Linked DNA regions of Homo sapiens: region 2 is linked to region 1. A link is a loop called in an ENCODE intact Hi-C map of the cell type or tissue named here. Cell type or tissue: heart left ventricle. All regions are shown on one strand. Links, peaks and the distances in the headings refer to the core of each region. The heading gives the core; the rest is flanking DNA.

The links. Hi-C counts contacts between places; a loop is a spot of excess contacts. Peaks named below come from ENCODE experiments on the same cell type or tissue, not always from the same donor. Only the 100,000 strongest peaks of a DNase experiment are listed, where the experiment ranks them.
Region 2: it touches region 1 in a loop (7-fold over the local background); 6 of 110 quality-filtered maps call a loop at or near these places.

Annotation. Positions count from the first base shown.
Region 1 is chr14:38,304,611-38,317,457 of GRCh38, reverse strand. It overlaps LOC112268136 (a long non-coding RNA gene), which reads right to left. Exons shown (of 5, transcript NR_169588.1): 5 at 5,528-5,671. Among named protein-coding and RNA genes, the nearest start is that of CLEC14A, 55 kb to the right of the region's middle. In heart left ventricle, for the core only: no CTCF peak of the experiment used is centred there; no DNase peak of the experiment used is centred there; H3K27ac peaks cover 2,585 bases.
Region 2 is chr14:38,359,943-38,372,789 of GRCh38, reverse strand. LOC124903304 (a long non-coding RNA gene) reads right to left here and starts at 1,572. Exons shown (of 3, transcript XR_007064118.1): 1 at 1,372-1,572; 2 at 826-1,021. In heart left ventricle, for the core only: no CTCF peak of the experiment used is centred there; no DNase peak of the experiment used is centred there; H3K27ac peaks cover 895 bases.

The DNA.
Region 1 (12,847 bases), core at 4,087-9,086:
TATGTGTTTATTAAATAAATAAAACAGAAAAAGAAGGAAGACAGGAAGAAAATGAGTTGTCAACCAGTTTGTTTTAATGTCTAACTTCCCATATTTGTGCCAATGTTATGCTCATATTAAATCAGCATCATGGACCATGACCCAGTGCTAGCCTTAAGGTGGTAGAATTATTTCTTATGGTTAGAACTCAAGTGCCATGGGAACAGGAGCCTTGCCAGACTTGTTACCACTCTACTCCAAACACCTGATCAACCAGTGAAGCACAGTGGCAGCTTTACCGTGAAGCTAAGCCTAAGCTCCTTCCCTGCATGGACTACTTTCAATATGCATAATTACGTCATAATTTTGTATTATTTTTCTGAAATAGGATTCCTCAAATGGTATCAGCTTCAAGTTTCATTAAACACGGATCCACCTATGGTAAGAGGCAATAAATTGAGGTGCAATATGCTTGGATGAAGGTACAACAAGGAGAATGAAAAGAGAAATGATTAAATAAACATGTTTAGAAGAAAATCAGCTGTACTTAGTGACTGAATTGTGGAAGGAGGGGGATAAAGAAAGAAAAAGTGAACAATTCTTTTTCTTTAATGGCATTATTAATTTCAAAGATAAGTCATATGTAACAGCAGGATATCTGGATATCAACTGACATATGAAAAGCATGTCAATGACACATTGCTTGCCAAAGTGGAGGAATAGCTAAATGCTACTCTAATTAACTGGATTACAAACTGGGTAAATGACTGTACAGATGACACTGATTAAGAGTTAACATAAATCTGTAAGTTTCTATGGGTGTATCAAATGTCTAGGTCTTTATATCTCTTTTTTAAACATGTTTGTTAATGATTTGGACCGAATTATAAGCATGTACTCAATACATTTACATAGGTGATGTGATTTTGAGAAATCCAGAGGATAAACTAAAAACTTATTAACAAAAGGAGGAAGAAGTAGATTCTAAAGTAGTGTATTGAGATACATGACTTGGCAGCAACATTGTTAAAACTGATTTGAGGTTACAGTTGCCCCTGAGTTCACTTTGTGTCAACTGTGTGATGTTCATCCACAAAAGTTAATGTCATCCTAAACCTACATTAATAGAAATAGTTTCTAAATTCTGCAATGAAAGGAGTGTAATAGCCTCCTTTGGCTCCACAATGCTCATTTCTCTCTTCAGTGTGCTGTTGATATGCTCTGTGTGATGAGAATGGTTCAATTTAACCTGCCAAGGATAAAGCTAGGATGAATATCAACAGATTTAATTTTATTAAAATGACTTTTTAATAGAAATATAAAAGAGAAGTGTAGCAGCAAGTTGTTTGCTGTATGTGTTCAATCATAGGCTGGACAGCCAACTTAGCTAGCATTTTGTTATAAAAATTAAAGCATTAAGCAATTGGTTATTTCATGGACTTTAAGGTATCTTTTTAAACTCAGAGTTGTCAAGATCCTATTACTCTATGACTCCTTGATAATTTCTGTTTCAATTTCAGATTGTTGGTCCAGCTTCTTCTGAGTTGTTCTTTTAACTACCAGTTGAACTGGCAGCCATCCGTAGAATGTTCCCTTCTGTGTTTCCAGTCTCATTTCACAGATTCAAAAGATAAATTCTTATTGAAAATTCATATGCTGTTTATTCTTCTGTTCCAGGAGAATTCTGCTTATTTATCTACAGTAAAGCTTTTAAAAAGTGTAGTTTTTGGGGTTGGGCACCATGGCTCACGCCTGTAATCCCAGCACTTTGGGAGGCTGAGGCAAGCAGATCCCCCGAGGTCAGGAGTTCGACACCAGCCTGGGCAACACAGTGAAACCCTGTCTCCACTAAAAATACAAAAAATTAGCCAGGCACGGTGGCGCACACCTGTAATCCCAGCTACTCAGGAGGCTGAGGCAGGAGAATCGCTTGAACATGGGAGGCAGAGATTGCAGTGAGCCGAGATTGTGCCACTGCACTCCAGCCTGGGAGACAGAGCGAGACTCCGGCTCAAAAAAAAAAAAAAAAAAAAAAAAGAAAGAAAAAAGAAAGTGTAGTTTCTGGCATAATTAAAAGGGCTTAAAGAAATTTTCTTCAGAAACTAAGGGCAATCTGGAGACATCCACGGTGAAAGGCTCATTCAGCTTATAAACAGGAATCTGATGATTCTAGATTTTTCTGCTCCAGTTTTCTTGACAAAGATTGTGCTCACTAAAGTTCTCAGCCAGGTAACTGTTAAATTGGCATTAATAAATTATAACATCAGCTACCTTTTGCCCAAAGAGTTATGTTAGAAAATATTCTCCTAAGGATTGCTTTTCTATCTGATATATAAGCCAAATTTTTACTGTAAAAAAAAAATAAGTTCTTATATTACTGGCATTAGTAGGATCTAGTTAATTTTCTTAAAGATCCATACATAGAAGGGATATTTATTAACAAAAAAGATAGTAGAATTAACTTTAATGAGCAGTTAGTATTATCTAAACATTCTTTTATAAAATAACAAAGAATAGATAATCAAATTTGGTTTAATATTACTATTTCTATAAAAGAGACAACTTGATTCTTCAAAGTAATCACCATAATTAAAGGGAAAAAGCTTTTATTGATTAGTTGAGTTTATTTAAATATTATAAACAGTCATGCAAAAAGGTAAAACTAAAATTCAATATGAGGAATCAACCATCATGCTCAGAAAATAAAGTCAAGGTAATAAATAATCAAGTAAATGTAATTTGAATACCATCATTATGAGAGGTAAAAGACAAAAATATTGTCACCATGTTTGCCATATATTTATCTTTTGTCCTCTCACCTCTTTGTAAACTAAGATTTTCTTCACTACCTCACTGAAGTCTTTGGAGGAAATTCATAAATATGAGAACAATTGACATCTAGATGACTCCCAGAAGTTTATCCTTGCAGCCAAAACTGTCATTACCCTATACAAGAATACCTGCAATCTAAATGGTACTTTCAAAGGAACCAGTAAAGAAAGATAAATTTATTAAAAAGCAATAAGGTTGTACTAAAATGACTCAACTTTAACATTTTCTACTACATCTATCACAGGCAATGAGCAATGGTCTACTTTGTTTTGTAATAACCAACATGTTACAAACTCTGAGGAAATCAATATTTACTTTTATAGAAACAATAACAAGAAAATATGTAGAGCTTTAGGGCCCATTAAAATAACTAAAACAAGAACAAATTGTACACATAGATTTTAAAACTTTATTTTAAGGGTGACTTTTATTATATATCACTGTCATAATCATCATATAATCTTATATTAATCATTATTATGGAACCTAATGTTGCTTTCTCAATTCACCTGTAGTGCGGCAAACCTGATAGGGTTTCTCAGTAATAGAAAGCCTTTTTAGTAAGCAGTCTGATAGACTCTTGCAAAGATAGAGGGTTTATGTTCACTATTCAGTTGAAACTACAGGGTGCAGGGGCCATTAGCAGGGCTCAAGAACATCAGCTAACAAATAAGAGCTGTAGGATTTAGTGAGTCATTCCAGAAGGAGCCACAGATCAATTGAAGTATAAACTGGCCTCACTGCACAAATGCCACCTTCTTCAGGAAGCCAAATAGACATAAATACACAGAATGACATAAAATAGTAAAAAAACTAGGCATCTGAGAAGTCTAATATCCAGAATCTATAAGTAACTTAAATCAACAAGCACAAAACAACCCCATTTAAAAATGGGGGCTAAGGACATGAATAGATATGTCAAAAGAAGACATACAAGCAGTCAAAAAAACATGAAAAAATACTCATCATCACTAATCATCAGAGAATGCAAATCAAAGCCACAATGAGATAACCAAATTATATAAGTCAGAAAATAACAGATACTGGCCAAGTTGTGGAGAAAAAGGAATTCTTATACAGTGTTGGTGGAAATGTAATTTAGTTCAGCCACTTTTGAAAGCAGTTTGGAGGTTTCTCAAAAAACTCAGAGCTACAATTTGACCCAGCAATCCCATTATTGGGTATATAGACAAAGGAAAATAAATCATTCTACCAAAAAGACACATGCACTCATGTTAATTGCTGTGCTATTCACTATAACAAAGACATGGAGTCAGACGTGGAATAAGTGGTGAATTGGATGAAAAAATGTGGTATATATACAACATGATATACTCCGCAACCATAAAAAGGAATGAAATCATGTCTTTTGCAGCAACATGGATGGACCTAGAGATCATAATCCTTATTAATTATAAGTGGTGAGGCAGGCAGATTGCTTGAGGTCAGGAGTTGAAGACCAGTCTGTCCAACATGGTAAAACCCTCTCTCTACTTAAAAAAAAAAAAATACAAAAATTATCCAGGCTAGGTGGTGGGTGCCTGTAATCCTAGCTACTTGGGAGGCTGAGGCATGAGAATGGCTGGAACCCAGGAGGTGGAGGTTGCAGTGAGCTGAGATTGTGCCACTGCACTCCACCCTGGGTGACATAGTGAGACTCTGCCTCAAAAAAAAAAAAAAATCAAGTGGGAACTAAACATTGAGCACCCATCAATACAAAGATGGGAAGAATAGACCCTGGAGACTGCTAGAAGGGGGAGAAAGTGAGGGGGTCCTGGGTTGAAAACTACATATTGAGGATTATGCTCACTACCTGAGTGCAATATACCCATGTAACAAACCTGTACATATGCTCCCTGTATCTAAAAAAAAAAAAAAAAAAAGCCTTTTTTCACCACTCCATCTAAAATAGCCCTTTTGTAGTCATTATCTAGCTCCTTATCCTATTTTGTTTTTTTTTTCCCAGCATTCATCATTGCTGATACTGTGTAGCATATTAGTTGTTTATCATCTATCTCTCCTTCTAGAATGTAAGCTCCCTGAGGATTGGATTATTGTTTAATTTGCTCATGGTCCCACAAGCTGAAACAATAACTGAAAAATTGGTAACTTTCCATAAATATTTGTGAAATGGTTGAAATCCAAGGGAGGTAGACTATCTGCCAATGGATGAAAAAATGAAATCCTCAGTAAAGGCTTTCCTCGAAGACATTTGTGGTACTGAACACCATTTACTCACATACTGCTAAAAGCATGTGAAAAATAATAAAATTTCCGTGAACCCCATTTTCTTTATGTGGAGTAGGTCCAAAAAACCTATAAAGCTTTCTTATGAAAAACAATTGTACTTCAAATTCTGTACATACAGAGTCCAGATATTTTTTGTCTCCTTCTACTGCACTGATTATAAAAAGACCACAACCATCAAGGTTGAAAGAACTAGAAACACACAATCAGAGATATATAAGCAGAATATTCTAAGCAATTAGAATATAGTTATAGTCCATTGCTCCAAAAAGTGAATTAAAAAACAAATTCGGAAATATTCCGGGGATAATTAGCATCAGGGAAATTGAGCTGAATTTAGAAATAAAACATTTATAATACATGAGATTATTTTAATATGTTCATGAAATTTTCTCCATTTATGATTGTGTTAGTGTTATTTATCTTGGCAAAGGAAAGATTTTGAATACTGAAGCAGTAAAAGCAGGAAGCCACAGAAAGCTGTTTACTCCATTACTTAAGTTTTCAGTGGGTTTACACAGTGTTTGGGAGACAAGCAAGCTTCAGAGATTTATTTCATGGGGTCTGGAATTGCAGAGAGAACACACTAAGGAGAACAGTTGAATCTCACATCCTGTGTGGGAGGGAAAAAAAGGCATTTACCTAAAGTAGACATTGCACCAAATACTGAAAGGTTATCTGATAGCAACTGAGGCAAAAAAAAAAAAAAAAAAAAGAAGGTATTCTTGCATTGAAGCAGTTATGGTTTTGAGAGCAATTTGAATTAAAAAACAAAAATGTCTATATTTTCTTTCTGTGAAGTGCCACTAGTGATGTTTTTGTTTTTCTTTCCTATTAGTTGAGCAGTCCTAAAGCACTAGTTGTTAGGGAGAACTTGGTAATAATTGTATTCCCTCAATTTTTATTTAAAACGGCAAATCATTTGTAATATATCATTTTAAAAACAACAACTATGATACACCTTTTAAAGTATAAGATGACCTCAGTTCCTGAGAAAAGGAGTGTTTTTTTGTCAGTACTCAAATATCCTTAATGGCATAAATTGCAGGCTCTGACATGATGACCCATTTTTAAATTGAATATAAATGACAAGCTAGTGTAAGGAATGTAAATTCCCATCGAATCAGCATTACTCTGTTCTGTTTACTTATGCCTTTTAGCATTATGCTTTAAAAACACTGATATCTTTATCTTTTTTTAGTTCCATTTAATTTATTCAGCAATGTGCCCTTTTGTTATGTGTAAGAAATCCTCATTTCTTCTCCTTATCCTATTTGCTTTGCTGTCTTATTCAGTGTTCATGAAACAGCCTTGTTTGTAAAGGAGGTAACCCAAACTGATGTTTGACATGCAGTAGGCAGTTTCTGAGTTCAAATGTTTAACACTTGCTTCTAACATTTTTGCCTTAATAATATTCCCAACTGTATACCAAAATGAGCCTTATATTTAATGTCTAAGGGAAATGGGAAAACCATACTGTGGTATAGCAATATTATGACAAGGCATTATTATTAAAAGGCATTATTCTTAGAGTTCTAACTAGAGAGCACTAAGATCTGCCCATTTTCATACCCAGTGCTTGAGAAGCACTTTGCATTCTTAAAGAACATAACAATGAAACTCGTGCTTTGATTTTGCTCCTTGTCTAATTTTTCAGCCCATTCTAGCTGATTTTAGCATATTGTTTTGTATTTTAGAAGAGTTATTTTTAGTTCAGTCTTCCATTTGACTTCATACATCATTTTTTTCTTCTCTTTTCATTTCCCTGATTTGAAACTTGATCTATTCAAAGGAGGAAATGAAGAAGAATGGTCTTCCAGGTTATTTCCTGAAGATAAAATTCAGCGTCAATTCAAGGAAAGTAAAACTGAGTTTTAATACCCAATTAAGGATTTTGAAAAACACAGCAACTTGAGAACTTGATTTATCAAGCCATTTTACGATGCTTTATTATTCTTCAAGACTAGGTATCTGGTTACTTGCTAATGCTGTGTGGTCTTTGGATCACTGAATGACTTTTGCATTTTATCGTCTGAAGGCTTTGAGAATTATAATTTTTCTACATCACTAACACTTCACATTAAGAGAAACAGCACTATTTATTTTGCTGCTAGGTTTCAAAAAGTATATTTCTTGCATTTTAACCAGGCTAGACACACTTCAAGATGCCATGCAGCTAAGCCCAGGATAGCAGGGCACTGTTCTTTTTCTTTCTTCCTCCCCATCCTCAGCTCTCCCTCATTCCCAACTCTGCCTCTCATTTCCTCAGCAACCTCCTCCACATTCTCACAAAGCAGAGATTAGATAAATAGGACTGTGATACTGCTGTGATACTGGTAAGAGTTCATAACTTCTCGCTGTTGACAACCACATTGCTTAGCCCGCCCACACAATGACACTGGCTTCCTAAGTTCTTGGCTCTGTGGGGTGGGAGAGAGTGTAGGGGGTTTTTTTGTTTGTTTGTTTGTTTGTTTGTTTGTTTGTTTGTTTTGCTTTGTCACCCAGGCTAGTGTGAAGGGTTTTGCTCTGTCATCCAGGGTTTCTCTCTGTCATCCAGGCTGGCATGAAGTGGAATGCAACCTTGGCTTCCTGGGCTCAAGCCGTCCTCCCACCTCAGCCTTCTGAGTAGCTGGGACTACAGGCAGAGACCCCACCATGCCTGGCGTACCTTTTTCTTGTTAGAGATGGGTTCTCACTATGTTGCCTAGGCTGGTCTCTAACTCTTGGGCTCAAGCAATCTGCTGGCCTTGGCCCCCCAAAGTGCTGTGATTACAGGCATGAGCCACGGCACCCAGGAAGGGTAGGTTCTTAAGGGAAAATATTTCCTCCATGTGTGGCAGAAAGTATTCTAGTAAGAGAAGCAGCAGGAAGGGCTATGAGGCAACAGATGAAACACAAAATTAAATGCATAGAAGGATGGAGAAGATGCAGAATGCAGAAAGAAACACGCTGGGGAGCTCATCGGTCTTACGTGGTTCAGAAACATATTTGTCTCCTATCCTTCCCCCAAATCGACAACTCTTGGTCAAAAGAGGGTCAACGAAGATAATTTTTTAAAATAAAATTTCCTTTTCTAGCCTTGGGAACTATTTTCAACATGATTTCAGGGTCAAAATATTAGAATTATTGAAAATTTTAAGTAAATGGTTTATTTTTGTTTTATTATAAAAAATATTGGGTTAAGACAAGTTAGAAATTTTTGAACATTACTAAAGCATGAAATTATACTTCAATATGTCTTAGACATTTTGAAATTGGTGCTTTTGAAGTTTAACCTAGAGATTGAGGTCCCATTAGGCAAAATAAAAGTCCAGTGCTATTTTATCTTGCAAGTGTAAAATTGTTGTACAATTGAAAAAGGACTGGGCTGTATTTCCTCTACTTACTAAAAAGATACAAGTCAAATTACTATATCAGATCCTGAACAATAGAATTTTTGTTTTATTTTTCTCTCTTGCTAGGGGCTGGGAAAAGTAATTCCTTCAACTATTCTTGCATCAATCATTGCTGTTCAATAATGCTTGCAGAGTGAATGACAAAATATGTAAATGATTACTTTCACACCTGAAACATTCTGTCCCTTGTCTCATAGAAAATCATCTGCTTAATAAATTTTTAATTTTTTTTTAGTTTATTAATATTTTAATTAATAAATTTATAAGAAGCTGTTTTTGTAAAACCTGGCTAGCTGATTCTAAAATATATAATACAAATGAAGTAGAATAACTATAATAATCTTAAGGAATAACAAAGTTGGATACTTATAGTACCAGATATTGTGCCAGGTGCCATAAAGCTACAGTAACCAGGACAGAATGTAGGTGCAACAATAGACAAATGGGTCCATGGAACAGAGTAGAGTCCAGAAACAGATCCAAACATATAGAACCTTTTGATTTATGACAAAGACAACAGCGAAATTCAGTGGAGGAAATGATAGTCTTTTCAGTAAGTATACTGAATAAACTGGAATATCTGTATAGAGAAAACTAACCTTGAACCCTACCTTAGCATATATACTAAATTGCTTTGAAATGTATCATACACTTAGATATGAAAGTTAACATAACACAGCCTCTCTTTTTCTTAGCTTGGTTAGGGGCTTATTCATTTCGTATATCTTTCCCAAAGCCAGCTTTTAGTTTTGTTGATTTGGTCGATTGATTTACTGTTTTCAATTTCATTGATTTCTGCTCTATTTTTTAATCACATATTTTCTTCTGTTTACATTGGTGTAATTTGTTCTTTCTCGCTTCCTAAGGCAGAGGCTTATATTATTATCTCTAGATTCTTCTCCTTTTGTAATATCTGCACTCAATGCTACATCCCACAAATTTTGATAAATTGTATTTTCATTTCAATTTAGTTAAAAGTATTTTTAAATTTCTATTCTTCTTTGGTCTATGTGTTATTTAGGAGTGTTTTGTTTACCCTCCAAATACTTTGCAATTTTCCTTATCTTTCTGTTATTGATTTCTAGTATATATTTTACTGTAGCCTGAGATAATACATTATATAATTTCTATTCTTTTAAATTTCTTAAGGTATGTTTCATGACCCAGAATATGGACTATCTTGGTGGATGTTCCATGTAAGCTTGAGAAGAATGTGTATTCTGCTGTTGATATATTAAGGAGTTTATAGATGTCCAGCAGATTCATGATGCTGTTGATTTCAACTATGTCCTTAGGGATTTTTCTGACTCCTGGGTCTGTCCATTTCTGATAGAGGAGTGTTAAAATTTCCAACTATAAGAGTGCATTCATCTATTTTTCCCTGCAATTCTATCAGTTTTTGCCTCACATATTTTGACAGTCTGTTGTTAGGTATATACACTTTAAGGAGTGTTGTCTTCTTGGAAAACTGACCACTTATTATTATGTAATGCCCTTTTTTATCTCTGATAATTTCCTTGCTCATAAGTCTTCTCTGTCTGAAATTAATATAACTACTCCTGTTTTCTTCTTTTGATTAGTGTTAGTATGACATCTCTTTATTCATTTACTTTTAATCCATATATGTCTTTATATTTAAAGTGGATTTCTCGTAAACAACATAGAGTTGGGTCTTGTTTTCTGATCCACACTGACAATCTTGTCTTTTTTAAATTAATTTTATTTTAGGTTCAGGGGTACATGTGCAGGTTTGTTATACAGGTAAATTGCATTTTGCAGCGGTTTGATGTATAGATTGTTTCATCATCAAGGTAATAAGCATAGTACGCAATTCATAGTTTTTCAATCCTTACCCTCCTCCCTCCCTTCACCCTGAAGTAGGCCCCAGTGTTGATTACCCTCTTCTTTGTGTCCATGTGTACACAATGTTTAGCTCCCACTTATAAGTGAGAACGTGCACTATTTCATTTTCTGTTCCTGTGTTAGTTTGCTTAGGATAACAGCCTCCAGCTTCATTCATGTTGCTGTGAAGGACATGATCTCATATTTTTAATGACTGCATAGCATTCCATGGTGTATATATACCATGTTTTCTTTATTCAGTCTACCATTGATGGGAATTTAGGTTGATTCCATATCTTTGCTATTGTGAATAGTGCTGCAATAACATATGTGTGCATGTGTCTTTGTGGTAGAATGATTTATATTCCTTTGGGTATACACCCAGTAATGGGATTGCTGGATTGAATGGTAGTTGTAAGTTCTTTGAGAAATCTCCAAACTGCTTTCCACAGTGGATGAACTAATTTACATTCCCACCAGGAGTGTGTAAGTGTTCCCTTTTCTCTTCAACCTTGCCAGCATCTGTTATTTTTTGACTTGTAATAATAACCATTCTGACTGGTGTGAGATGCTCATTGTGGTTTTGATTTTCATTTCTCTAATGATTAGTGATGTTGAGCATTTTTTCATATGCTTCTGGACCATGTATATGTCTTCTTTCGAGAAGTGTCTGTTCATGTCCTTTGCCTACTTTTTAATGGGGATTTTTATTATTAATTTGTTTAAGTTTCTTATAAATCTGGATATTAAACCTTTGTCAGATGCATAGTTTGCAAATATTTTCTCCCTTTCTGTGGGTTGTCTGTTTACTCTGTTGATATTTTCTTTCGCTATACAGAAGCTCTTTAGCTTAGTTACATCCAATTTGTAAATTTTTGTTTTTGTTTCATTGCTTTTGGCATCTTCGTCATGAAATCTTAGCCAGGGCCTATGTCCAGAATAGTGTTCCTTAGGTTTTCTTCAGGGGTTTTTATAGTTTTAGGTGTTACATTTTAGTCTTTAATCCATCTTTAGCTGATTTGTTAGTATCGTAAAAGGAAGGAGTCCAGTTTTAATCTTCCGTATGTCACTAGCCAGTTATTCCAGCACCATTTACTAAATAGGGAGTCGTTTCCCCATTGCTTGCTCTGTCAGCTTTGTTGAAGATCAGATGGTTCTAGGTGTGGGGCTTTATTTCTGGGCTCTCTGTTCTATTCTATTGGCATATGTGTCTGTTTTTGTACCTGTGCCATGCTGTTTTGGTTACTGCAGCCTTGTAGTATAGTTTGAAGCTGGGTAAGGTGGTGTGCCTTAAGCATTGTTATTTTTACTTAGCATCGATTTGGCTATTCAGGATCTTTTTTGGTTCCACGTGAATTTTAGAATAGTTTTTTTCTATTTCCGTGAAGAATGTCATTGGAAGTTTGATAGGAATAGCATTGAATCTACAAATTGCTTTGGGCAGTATGGCCATTTTAACAACATCTTGCTTCCTATCCATGAGCATGGAATGTTTTTCCATTTGTTTGTTTCATGCCTGATTTCATTCAGCAGTGTTTTGTAATTCTCGTTGCAGAGATTGTTCAACTCCCTGGTTAGCTATATTCTAAGGTATTTACTTTTATGGCTATTGTGAATGGAATTGCTTTCTTGATTTGGCACTCAGCTTGGATGTTGTTGATCTATAGAAATGCTACTGATGTTTGTACATTGATTTTGTATGCTGAAACTTTACTGAAGTTGTGTATCAGCTCTAGAAGCTTTTGGGCAGAGTGTATGGGATTTTCTAGATAAAAAATCATATAGTCTGCAAACAGAGAGAGTTGGACTTCCTCTCTTCCTATTTGGATGCCTTTTATTTCTTTCTCTTGGCTGATTGCTCTGGCTAGAACTTCCAGTGTTATGTTAAATAGGAGTGGTGAGAGTGGGCATCCTTGTCTTGTTCTGGTCATCAAGGGAAATGCTTTCAGCTTTTTCCCATTCAGTATGATGTTGGCTGTAGGTTTGTTATAGATGGCTCTTATTTTGAGCTATATTCCTTCAGTTCTTGTATGTTGAGGCTTTTTAACATGAAGAGATGTTGAATTTTATTAAAGACTTTTGTTCATCAATTGAGATGATCATATGGTTTTTGCTTTTCTTTCTGTTTATGTGATGAATCACAGTTATTGATTTTCATATTGAGGATTTTTGCATCTATGTTCATTAGGGATATTGGCTTGAAGATTTCTTTCTTTGTTGTGTCTCTGCCACTATTGGGTGTCAGAATAATGCTGGCCTCATAGGATGAGTTGAGAAGGAGGCTCTCTACCTCAATTTTTGGGAATAGTTTCAGCAGAAACTGTGGCAGCTCTTCTTTATATGTCTGGTAGAATTTGGCTGGAAACTGTCAGATCCTGGGCTTTTTCTGGTTGGTAGGATTTTTATTACTGATTCGATCTTGGAACTCATTATTGGTGTGTTCAGGTTTCAATTTCTTCTTGGTTCAATCTTGGAAGGCTGTATATTTCTAGGAATTTATCAATTTCTTGTAGGTTTTCTAGTTTCTGTGTATAGAGGTGTTTGTAACAGCT
Region 2 (12,847 bases), core at 4,752-9,751, 55 kb before region 1:
ATAAGCCCATTTTAGCTTGAACTACGAGAAGAAGCATTTTCTAAGTCAACTTAAAGTGTACCTCTTGTCCTCTCAGGGGAACTGAAGGAATCTTCCTTTCTGTACCACCTTGCTCCAGCCCCTTTGATATCCCTAAGAGGAGTCCAAGGCCCTAATTGTGCTTCACTACAGCAGGTGGAGTTTTCAAAGAGATTCATTGTGGCTACTAATCACATAACCCAAACTTTGATACAAACTTCATTCAAGGGGAGGTGTCACAGGTTATATCAATGAGAGTCTGCTTTAGTTAGAAGGTATAATAGTCTAGGCTTACTTGGGAAAGTAAAAAGTCTATAATCATGGTCAAGTTTACATTATATTGGGCTTTGGGGCCAAAATTCCAGATGTAAACAAGGTATTATTTTTGTTATTTTAATTTGTTGACTTCATAGGAAGGCAGTATTATGCAACCAAGTCAAGATTTCAATATCCCTTGGCCAAATAGCATTATAGTCACCTTAAGCTCACCATCATTCCCTATAATAACAGATCGAGGTGGATGTTTAACTACTTGAGAAATATTGCTTATGAAAACATGGCAGCATCTTTTCTACACCATATCTAATAGTAATAGCTAATGTGTTAAACACTATAAATGTTTTACATGGAACACCTTACTTAATCCTCAGAACAACCCTGTGAAATGGACATTATTCTTTCCATTTTATAGGTGAGAAAACTGAAACTTACAGAGGTACCTGCCAAGATTTCCCTATCTCAGTAAATGATACCACTATTTATTCAGTTACTCAAGGCAGAAATATAGGGCCACCCTTGAAAACTTACTTTTCCTCACCCTACATCCAATTTGGTAGCATCCCTGGTGGTTTTAACTCCAGTGATTTCTTGGCTTTGACCTCTTTGCTTCACGTTTATTAAATCATCATGATCATACATCCACATTATTGGAACAGAATTTTCACTGGGTCTCGTCAGTTCAATGCTCCTCTTCAATCCACTCTCCACAAGGAGCAAAAGTGACCTTAAAATTCAAATGGAATCATGTCAACGCTTTGCTTAAAATCCTTCTGTGGCTTCTCATAGCAATGAAATAAAATCCATACACTAGAGCAGAGTATAATTTCTGCATCCTTTGGCCCCGATTTATGTCTCCACTTCTACTTTGTTCCTAACCCACCATCTTGTAGTCACACTGCTCATTTTTCAGTCCTTTAAATGAGCCAAGCACATTGCCACCTCATGGTCGCGGCCTAAGCTCCCCCTCTAAATGGAATGTTCTCCCTACATGTCATGTGACTAATTCCTTCTATCCTTTTGGGTGTCAATCTTAAATGTCACCTCCCTATAGAGATCTAATCTTGACAAAACTACCTAGATTATGTTCCCCCATTCTCATTCTTCATCTTAGTGTCTTCTTTGGTCTTTTTGTAACAAAATTCCATGTAAAGTCATTTTATGCATATATTTATTTGTCTTTTTTTGGGGGATGGGTACTGTGTCTTCCCATAAAATATGTGTTCCAAAAAAAATAGGTACTGTTACCATCTTCTTCACTATTATTCCCACAGCAAAACCTAGTAGAGAATAAAAGATAATCAACATATAATTTTTGAATGAATAAAGGTGAGTTCTCAAACTTTGACATTTTCATGGATGTGATATTTAAGACAGAAATTTGTTAGGATGTTCATAACATTATTGACTTTTTTTTTTTTTTTTGAGACAGAGTCCCACTCTGTCGCCTAGGCTCAAGTGCAGTGGCATGATCTCAGCTCACTGCAACCTCTGCCTCCCAGGTTCAAGCTATTTTCCTGCCTCAGCCTCCCTAGTAGCTGGAATTACAGACACATGGCACCACACCTGGATATTTTTGTATTTTTAATAGAGATGGGGTTTTGCCATTTTTGCCAGGCTGGTCTCAAACTCCTGACCTCAGGTGATCCACTCACCTCGGCCTCCCAAAATGCTGGGATTACAGACTTGAACCACTACGCCTGGCCCATTATTGACTTTTTTTTAACCAAATAGTAACATTTAAAACTGTATACATACATATGTGTATATATATTTTCTGTATACATATATTTGTGTATGTATATATATATTCTCTAGACATAATTTTTATTTGTGATACTTATGTTCTATAATGTTTCTTTGAACACTGATTTAGCAAATACTGGATAATTGGTCTTAGAGGAAATATGGAGCTAGGTTCCTGCGAGCCCTCTGGTCACAAAATTTTTATTAATCAATCAATATATAACCCTGTTACCATTTTCTTTCTTTTATTCTTTAGGTGAGAAAACTTAAGATCTACCTCTTAGCAAGTTTCAAGTATGCATTATAGTATTGTTAACTATGATCATCATGCTATACATTAGATCTCTAGAGCTTAATTCATTTTTGCATAATTGAAATTTTGTACACTTTGACCAACTTCTCCCCATTTCTCCCTTCCACTATTTAAAGCCATAAAACCCCCCAAACAAAACCGTGTAACCTTGTTTTATGTGTGTTGTGATATAAAGACACCTTATTTAACATGTTGTTGATTCATTAACATTGAACTTATGGAGAATAGGTCTGTAACTCATGCCTGAACAAAGCTTAGCTAATATATATTTTCCATAAGGCCATGACAGCTTTCTTGTGTTTCAGAACACTAGATAGCACTTCCAACACTACAGTTTGGGGCCATTTTAAATAGCAAAATTATCGACAAAAAATCCTATGCAAAAATGCAAAGAATATGGCAGTAAATGGACTACCAAAGTGTTAAAGTGTTGGAAAATTATGACACTTTAGTAGTATGAGAGCTGAAACAAACAAAAAACATCATCATAGGGAGCCAGGGGCAAATACCAACAAGCTACAAACTGAAGGATTTCAAGAAAAGTGGGTCAAATATTACATAATTTCTCATCTTAACCATCTCTCAACACTTTCTGATTTCAGAATATGAAATTTATTAGAGAAGGTATGTAATACTCATGGTATTTTTCATGTTTCTAACTAGATTTGCTTTAGTGCATTTTAAGAAAGATGAAGAAAGCAAACCTACAATTTTATACTCTAATGGGCTGTCCCTTCAGCATTTCCAGTGACAATTTTATGGAAGTCGATTACTGAACTAAAATTAAGTTCTTGAGTGATTTAATGATATTAGCTTCAGGTAAGGCTCATTTTGATATGTCTAATAAGGATGTAACACACTGCAATGCATTCTTGAAGTCTGCTGGAGATATTGATTACACGTCAGGAATGCATTTAAACTAATTCATAAGATTTTTGTCAAATCAGTTGTCTGGCAGTTTACATAATAAAAAAATGATGAGTGATTAGCAAGCATCATTTTATATAGAGTGTCTCCCCTAAAAGCTGTTCTGTTATATTGTATGGGCATGCTGTCTTGATGAAATAGTAAACCAATTTACCCCTAATCATGATGTTTCACTCATATTTATCATAGAGAGGTGTCTATACTCTTGTGTTGTTCACCAATATAAGCCTAGGTTACCTGATTCATTTATGCTTCATCTACTTTTATTCTGACAACAGCAATTTATCATCTTATAAGACATAGAAGAATAGGTAAGCTTCCTGTTGATAGTATCTAATAATGTTGCACATTCTTACATTTTTAAAATTACTTTCATAACCATATTTCATTTAGTAAACTTAAAAATTACATGGAGTAGATTCAGATATTATTTTGACCACCTTACATAATGAAAATTGAAGTTCAGAGGATTAAGTGACCTGTCTAAGCCACCATAAGAAGCTTAAATCTGGATTTTATTTTTTAGTGTGACCTCTATGTATTATATTTCATCTTTTTATGCTTAAGAGACTAAAGACTAAGAGAAATTGAATTTTGAGAAAACAAAATTTTGACAACAAACTAAATCTCTTATGCTCTTGAGGGTAAAATAATTATTAATGTGGGATAGAAGATGTCATGGAAACTATTATTTTGAGCCAAATTCTAAAATAAATAAAAATACTAAAAGTTTCCATATATTATTATAGTTTTAAAAAAGCAAAACATCTATTAGTGAGGTGGCTTTCATACCATAACAATTGTAAATATAGTATAAAGTGATGAATTCTATCCAATTAAAATATAGAAACATCCAGTTAATTATCAAGATGATCCACAAATAACAGAGTTCAGAACTGGTCAAGGTGGTAATTAACAAGTTCTGAATTACACAGACAAGTTCTGCATAAAGTAGAGAAGGTTATAACAAGAGCTAGTGAAACAGATAAAAGGAAGGCTAAATTAGCAGTTTTTCTATCCTGTTTCCAACACTTTAATTATCTGAAGGAATGCTATGTTATTAGAGTCTCAACAAAAATTTCATAATAATTTTATTTCAATTTGTAATCATTCCAAGTGCCTGTAATCATTCCAAATGCCCGTACACAGGTGTCATAGAACTCTTCTGTAGTAAATGTTATAAACTCAAAACAGTGATACATTTGTATCACTCCAGGCAGGTTAGGAGGCACGACTTGATATATCTTGGTATAATCCATCTACGCTCATCCTGCCCCACCTCAGCAGAGTCCTGTGGATGGAGCTCTTAGATTGGAAAGACATGCATCCTGTCCTAAAGAGGAACGCTGAAAAAACTTCCTTACTGTTACTCTGAAGATACAAATTCTCCCTTCCCAGTCATACTCCTCCCTAGAGAGCCAGCCCCAAAGCCCTGCCTATCCTGCCTGTACCCTGTGGCTTTACACTGTCCCAGGGTCATTGCTAATTAAAGCTGAACCAATCAGATTCCATGAGAAATTTGAGTGACGTGGAGTGTAAACCAGTGAAACACATGTACTAGCTTGAAAGAGAGATTATGTAGAGCTGGGAAAGCCATTTTCATATTTCTACCATATAAGACCTGCAGCAAAGGAGCTTAACAGTAGTGAGAAATAGGAGGAGGAGGCCAAGGTGATTGTACCACTTTGACCACAGACAGGGAGAGAGACTTTTTGGTTTTCCAGTTCTCAGTTTTCCTGTTTGGACTTCCTGCCCTGGTGTTCTCTGCTTCAGTAAGATATCCCTGTGTTACTAGGATAAGGAATGCTTAAGTCTGTTGAAATGAACTTGTTTGTCCAATCAAATAGTCCCTGATTATGGCAATCACAAGCTGATCCGAAAGTAGTAGCAACCCTGTGCCAAGTGGCCAGACAGCCTCGGACTGGGTTTCAGTCAAATCTGATTAAGTTACCTCTCCCTACAGGAGAAAATAGCACCTTTACTCTAATAGCCTTTCAGCAGGTTTTTAGCAACACTGGTGTGTCTTATTCGCTCATAATTGTAAAATTGCAGAATTTTCTACCTGGAGTGGAGACTTAATAATCACATTTAGCTTTCTTATTTTGTCAGTGGGAGGACTGAGAAGCAAGGAGGTTGATTGTCTTGTTCAAGGGCTTGGGAAATTCCTAGCTTGGATCTCTTCATTTGGCCTCTCTCCACAGGACCTTTGCTGTCTGTTGGTAGAGGGGTCTTTTGAGTTTTCTTTCCTTGTAAAGGGAAGGTTCTGCTGCCCATAAAACCTTCAGCTAACTTTGTGGATCCGCTAAGAATCATGTTCAGCTGCATATAACAACATGTCAGATATATCAATGGCTTAAACTTATGAAGATATATTTTATTCCACATAAAATAAGTTTGGAGATGTGCAGTCTGGGGAAGATATGGTGACCCCATGATCATCAGGGACTCATCCTCCATCTCTATTTCTGCTCTTCCATTCTTATTTGACTTCCATCTGCTCTTCCATTCTTATTATTTGGCTTCCATCTGCAGGATCACCACAATAGTCCAAAATGGTGTTTGGAGCCTCATCTATCATATCTGCATTCTAGGAGGTAGGGTGTGGAAAAGGAAGGGGCAAAGTGACACATGCCAGCTGTCTGTCTTCTCATTCTAATAGCTTTTGTTTACTTCTCACTGGTCATAGCTCAGTGAAGTGGCCACTTTAATCTCAAGATAAGCTGGGAAATGCATTATTTTAGCTAGGCACATTGCCACCCTAAATAAAATTGGAGCTCTCTTACTAATAAAGAAAGGGTAAATGAATGTTGAAGCAGCAATGAGAAATCTATGCCATACCTTCCTGGACTTTTTCTCTAGCGGATATCTTAGAATGTTCCCATCATTAGGGGGCATCCTAAACTGTTGGGGAAGTTCTTTCTGAGTCATCTCCTTTTCCTGTTAGATCTCCCCATCCCCCTAAACAATGTCAATCTGAACCTCTGTCTAGTTCTAGTATCCACCCACTATGAGCTGACTCCTTTTATCCTCTCTTGGCAGAGGTTTTGCTGTAGCACATATCGGCACCAGCAATAGTAAAATGCATACCCCAAATATGCTCCATTTACTGTCTTTTTAAAAATGCTTTTCACGTCATTACCGAACCCTAAGTAGGAGGAAGACACTCCTTAGTCAGTGGTAAGGCAATCTCTGCTCCTCTTCAAAAGGTTGTCTGTAGAATGATGATAATAACAGTCTCAACCAGTAAGATGTTTTATGATGATGATATAAGTTAAAATAATGTGGAAAGCACTTAGGACACTGTTTTGGAACAAAATAAGTCCCCTATGAATGTCTGTTATTGTTATTATTCATTAATATTATGATTGTTATTATTATCAACACATGGCTTTTTTTATACTGAGGAATATTTAATGATCATCTAGGAAAAAGATATTCTTGTCTCCTAAACAAAAATTCCTCCCAGGAGAATTATTAATGGGCCTGTAAGGCAAGGGAGAGGCATTATGTTCAGGAAGCCACTGCAAGAACAGCTATATAATACCATACAAGCTTTACCAAGTCACCTAGTTGGTAAAGTGGTACTTTACAGTGTGAGTGTTGGGAGACATGCTTCCTGTAAGAGAAGCTTCTCATCTCCAGGAGGCCTTCTGAGCCAAGGATGGTGATGAGGTGGCAAGGAAGATACTTAGAGAAGAGCCAACACACCAAACCAGAGGGAAACATGCTAAACTGTCTCCTTCACAAGTTTTCATAGACTTGTATCTGGTAAGCTGGGTTCCAGGTGTTTTTGGATGAAATTCCTACTGATTGAGTTTCCTAACTACATTCCAATAATCCACATATGCTTTTGATGAGCTGCATGGAAATTTAATGTTGTTCTAAATTAAGTGGAGAGGAGAACAGGAATGTGTTAATTATACATAACAGTGAACCAAGTGTAAAAACTGAAGTCTGTAAATTTATTCTTTGAAGCATATTTCTTGCTTAAAAAAAAAGAAACTAAAAAAATGATGAGACCGTTTAGTGCCTGAAAAATGTGGGGCACTGGGACATGCTATACTTTGAGTTGTTCTTTGAATACTGTGAACTTAGTCGTTATTGAGAGGCTGATGTGCCCTCAAGAGTGATTGTAATTAAAGCCTGATTTGAGAGTCTTTTTTATTTCTGATATGGTTCTAAGAGTGTGTGAGAAAGTTCTGAGGACTGACATTTGGAAAGAAGCAGAGAGTGACTTTTGTATCCTGAGTAAATCACTTCCAATGAAGAGACAGAATTAGAGACAAGAACAGAACAAAAGGTTTAGGGGAAAGGAGGATCTTAGGTGAAAAGGAAACATATAATTCTATCAAAATGGTTTATACTGACATGCTACAAAGGCACATTCAACTAGCAATCACTTTTGAAATAGTCAGGAGAGAGAAATGTGGACACTTACATGAACTGAAAATTCCATTCAAGCACCTCTTTGGATCTTCTTTATCTATACTTTGCTTGGAAGTGAACAAAAATAGATCTTTGAGTATGATTTTTCATTTTCCATTGTCAGAGCACAGGATGTCTCACATGAGGGATAGTAACGCTAAGCACTTTCTAGTTGAGGAGAAAGGCGACAAAGATTATCAAGGAAGATCTCCAAAGAACATGGAATTGGAATTCAGGAAAATAGCTTCCTTCCCTCTAACTCTGTGGCCAAGTTTCTCTCCTGCTTTCTCAAAGATGATTCAGGTTCCTAAATGTAAAATGAAAATCATTCATTCCACCTATCTCATCTATTTAAGTTAAATAAAGCTTCAATATATAGTAGCTGTATAGCAGCTTAGAATGTCCAATAAAAAATAGTCTGCTCAATTTGCAAATTTGCACCAGAGTCTGGAAGATAGGAATATACATATAGATATATAAATATAGTACACTTAAAGTCCGGTGGTAATTGATGATCATTTCCTAGTTAGTAACCAAGACTTACCTAATCAGCAAGGATAGTTTAGGGAGTCGGGGTGGAGAGTTAAGGAGCAGCTCTCTACCCTGCAAGCGGGGAAAGACTTGAAAGATGCAGATGCTATCAACAAACTGTATTTGGATACTGAAACACAGTTGAAGATATTGAGAAGAGAACCCTTTCCAAATTGAGGGGAGCACTCCTTGAGGGGAGAAGCATACAAGATTGCTGGTCTGCAATCTTACTGGGAATGAGGGAGAACACTTAGATGAATCCACGAAACAAACTTTGATAAAAGGAGCAAATATCATAGGAGGGGAAGGAGGGAGTTGTGGTAGGTCCCTGATGACTTATATGGATAAAGAACTGGAAAACTACCCTGAAATAACACTTAGACTATCTGCTACCTACATACCAGCTATAGAGCCTGGGTAATATTAAAAACAAAGGGTATTTGAGATAAAAATCCAGGACAATGTGATTTTGTGGTTATGGCTGAGATTTTTTTTTTTTTTTTTTTTTTGAGACGGAGTCTCGCTCTGTCGCCCAGGCCGGACTGCGGACTGCAGTGGCGCAATCTCGGCTCACTGCAAGCTCCGCTTCCCGGGTTCACGCCATTCTCCTGCCTCAGCCTCCCGAGTAGCTGGGACTACAGGCACCCGCCACCGCGCCCGGCTAATTTTTTGTATTTTTAGTAGAGACGGGGTTTCACCTTGTTAGCCAGGATGGTCTCGATCTCCTGACCTCATGATCCACCCGCCTCGGCCTCTCAAAGTGCTGGGATTACAGGCGTGAGCCACCGCGCCCGGCCGGCTGAGATTTCACAGGATAGTTTCTGTCTGAACTTGGTTGTCAATACCGAAACCCTGACTAGAAGCTTAAGCTTCCCTGGGTCCAGGCTTTGCAAGGCATCTTTTCTTGGAAGCTTGATTCTGCCCAGGTTTTCTTTGGCACAGGGTAGGGACCCATTTAAATTCTTAAAAAAAAGAAAACTGGTTTAATAACACCACTTTGTTATTATTATGTGTTATTACAAAGACCTGGGGGTTGGGAGATGGTATTCAAGGGATTCTGAGGCTGATCAATGTAACATATGTGACCATGAAAGGCAGTAACACCCAACACACTTTATTGAGCAGCACTTCTACCGAATTGCGTAAGAGGGGAAATCCGTCACAGCACACGATCATCCAGAGGCTTCAGATGGGGAGCCATCCTCCAGGAGATGAGGAGGGCAAGGGAATCCCTGGGTGAGAGCAAGATCGGAAACGGTGCTTCCTATATAAGTGATGTCACTCAGCAATCTGACAGAGGTCTCTGGGTCAGAGACCTCCAAAGGGCCATAGCAGTTTGGTTTTGTAACCACAATGTTTTACCTTATCAATGGGTAACAGCTGTCAGGTAAGGTTTCACAGGGTATGCAAAGCAGGCAGACTCTAAACAGTTAAAAATCTGTATTTTTGAAACAATTGGATATGTCAAGTTTAAGGTTGGTGCTAGTGGGCTTTTGAACTAATGTGTCTCAGCCTGCAGTGAAGAAATGAACAAACTGACGTATATACAGAGGCAATCTTTGGCTCGTTTATATAACAGCTATAATAAATGCTTATTATAAAAAAATTCAAACAATGCAAAAAGTAAAAAGAGGAAAGGAAAAACTACTCCATATCTTTCAACCCATAGATAAGTGCTATTAAGATTTTGGTCTGTATTCATATTTGTACATGTGCACACACACAAAATATAAACACATTGTTGTAGACATAAATAATAGATCTGTATCATAATTTTTATTTTTGCATAGAATTTTATTGTGTGTATGCTTATATGACAGTTTACTTTGAAAAATCCTTGTTGATGTATATTTAGGTTAATCCATTTTTTACTAATATAAACAATTCTTCAATTACCAAACTTGTATGTCATTTTCCAATTTTCATAAATTCCTAGAAGTGGTATTACTGAATCAAAGTGTATACACATTTAACGTTTTTTGTGCCAATTGACACATTTCCTTTCACTTTTTTTTTTTTTTTTTTTTTTTTTTTTTTTGAGACGGAGTCTTGCTCTGTCACCCAGGCTAGAGTACAGTGGTGCGATCTCGGCTCACTGCAAGCTCCGCCTCCTGGGTTCACGCCATTCTCCTGCCTCAGCCTCCCGAGTAGCTGGGACTGCAGGCGCCCACCACCACGCCCGACTAATTTTTTGTATTTTTAGTAGAGACGGGGTTTCACCATGTTAGCCAGGATGGTCTCGATCTCCTGACCTCGTGATCCACCCGCCTCGGCCTCCCAAAGTGCTGGGATTACAGGCGTGAGCCACCGCGCCCGGCTGCCTTTCACAATTTTATCAATTTATTCTTCATGTTATATTTATGAATTTTAGATTAAGTTAGGAAGGGTTATAATAAAAGTTAAAATAGAAACTGAACTGAGACATGTAAAAGTTGCTACGGGGAAAACTTTTGTCTTAAAATTATATTTGGAACAAGAAGGCGATTACAGAAGGTGTATGTCTACCATCCTTTCACTCTTGCAGATGATCCATCTTCACTGTTTCAGAGAAAGTAGCAGTCAACAGGAAGGAAGTCTTTCTGCCTTCAGTTTCTACCCCTCAACCTCATCTTCATTCCAGGTTACCTACCTACTCAGTCGGAGGAGGAGGTAGTTCTACTTCTTTCTGAAGCTCTTGGTCTAACTCTGTTTCATAGATTTGTCACTCTTGCACTCTCTCTCCACCAAAATTTCTCTTAAAACTAGAAACCTGTTCAAAATATCTTCATTCTAAAAGCAATTCTTTTGACTATGCCTCCTCTTCAAGTCATCACCTCGGGGAAAAGAAAAATGTGCCAAGTGCCGAGCATTTAAAAGTGCATAAAAAACTGACTGCTCCACTATCTTAAGCCTAACACAGCATTTATGAGACTCTTAAAACACTTTGTTATATTTTTGTGACATAAAGCAAAGTAATAATCAATTCAAAGAGATAATTTATAATACTTTCCTTAATAAATTAGAATTTAATGCAAATAATCCTTTCTCATATGGAGTTAACTCTCTCTTTGGCCTCGTATTTCATCCTTCCTCTTTCAGCTTGTGGAGACCTGCCGAACTCTTTCTGAGTGACTTGGTTCTCCTCTACTTGCAAAGGAGGCAAATTCAACTCTAACTTTTCTCTTGTGGTCTTTGTGTTATTCCCTGACACCTGCCTCCCTCCATCTAATTATAACACTCAAGCATGGTCTACATATCCTGCCTCTACTTTCTCCCTTTCCACTTGTCCTTTAACCCACAGCAATATGATTTCTGTTTCTACCAACTAACTGAACCTGTTTTGGCAAAGCTCAAAAACATTGAACACATAATTTACAAATTCAGTAGTTTATTTTTAACTCTGTATCCGGTGTGATCTCTTTGTGGAATTTGACCATTTCTGCCTTGAAATTCTCCCTAATCCCGATATCCTCAATACTTTTTCCCTCATTATTTTCCTTCTGCCTCTCTAATTTCTTCTTTTTAGTGTTTTCCTCTCCTCTGGTTCCTTTCCCTTAGCTTAACTCTTAAACATTGTTTTTCTTCAAGGCCTCTGTATTAGTCATTTTTTGCTGTGTAAAATATCTCAAAGCTCAGTGGTAGAGAACAACAATGCATTACTCTACTCTCATGTCTCCAAGCTGGCTGAAGGTAACCTCAGAGTTAAACTGGCTTCCATTCCAAATGCAGTTGGTTCCAGGTCTCCATAAGTCTCTCATCCTCCTTTGACCAGTAGCCTGGCTGGTGCAAACTCTTTTCATGGTGCTGACAAAAGTGCAAGAGGATAAGGCCAACCATTCATGCAATGATATTGTAAAATATATATTTTGTCCTTGTCCCCAGTTTTCTGACATACAATTCCTTAAATCTTTGAAATCTTCATAGTGGTAAGTGTCTTTTTGTATGCTAATAAGTTGACTGATGACTGACAGCTACTAGGTAGCTTCAGGATGGAGTCTGGTCACTGGAAAGACCACACAGCAGGATTAGAGGAGTTACTCAGCTCCACCATCCAGCCTCCAGGGAGGGGAGAGGGGATGAAGGTTAAGTTGATCACTAGTGGCCAATAATTAAATTGATAATGCTTAAGTAATGAAACTTCCATAAAAACCGAAAGGACTGGGTGGAGAGAGCTTGTAGACAGCTGAACACGTGGGGGCTTAGACGTTTATATGCCAGGAAGGTGATGCATTCCAACTTCATGGGGACAGATGCTTCTGTTCTTGAGATCCTTCCAGAACTTGCCCTATGTGTCTCTTAACCTAGCTATTTATTTGTAACCTTTAATATATCCTTTGTAATAAGCTGGTAAACATAAGTTAGTGTTTCCCAGAAGTCTATTAGCTGCTCTAGCAAATTAACCAAACCTGAGGAGGAGGTTGTGGAAACCCTGATTTGTAGCTGGTCAGCCAGAAGCTATAACTATCTGGTACAACATCTGGGTTGGTTCTGTACAAAACGGGTACAACAATCTGGGGCTCTTGTTTGGCATCTGAAAGGTTGTGAGGGGACAGTCTTAAGAACTGAGCCTTCAACCTGTGGGATCTGATGCTATCTCCAGATAAATAGCATCAGAACTAAACCAAATCAGAG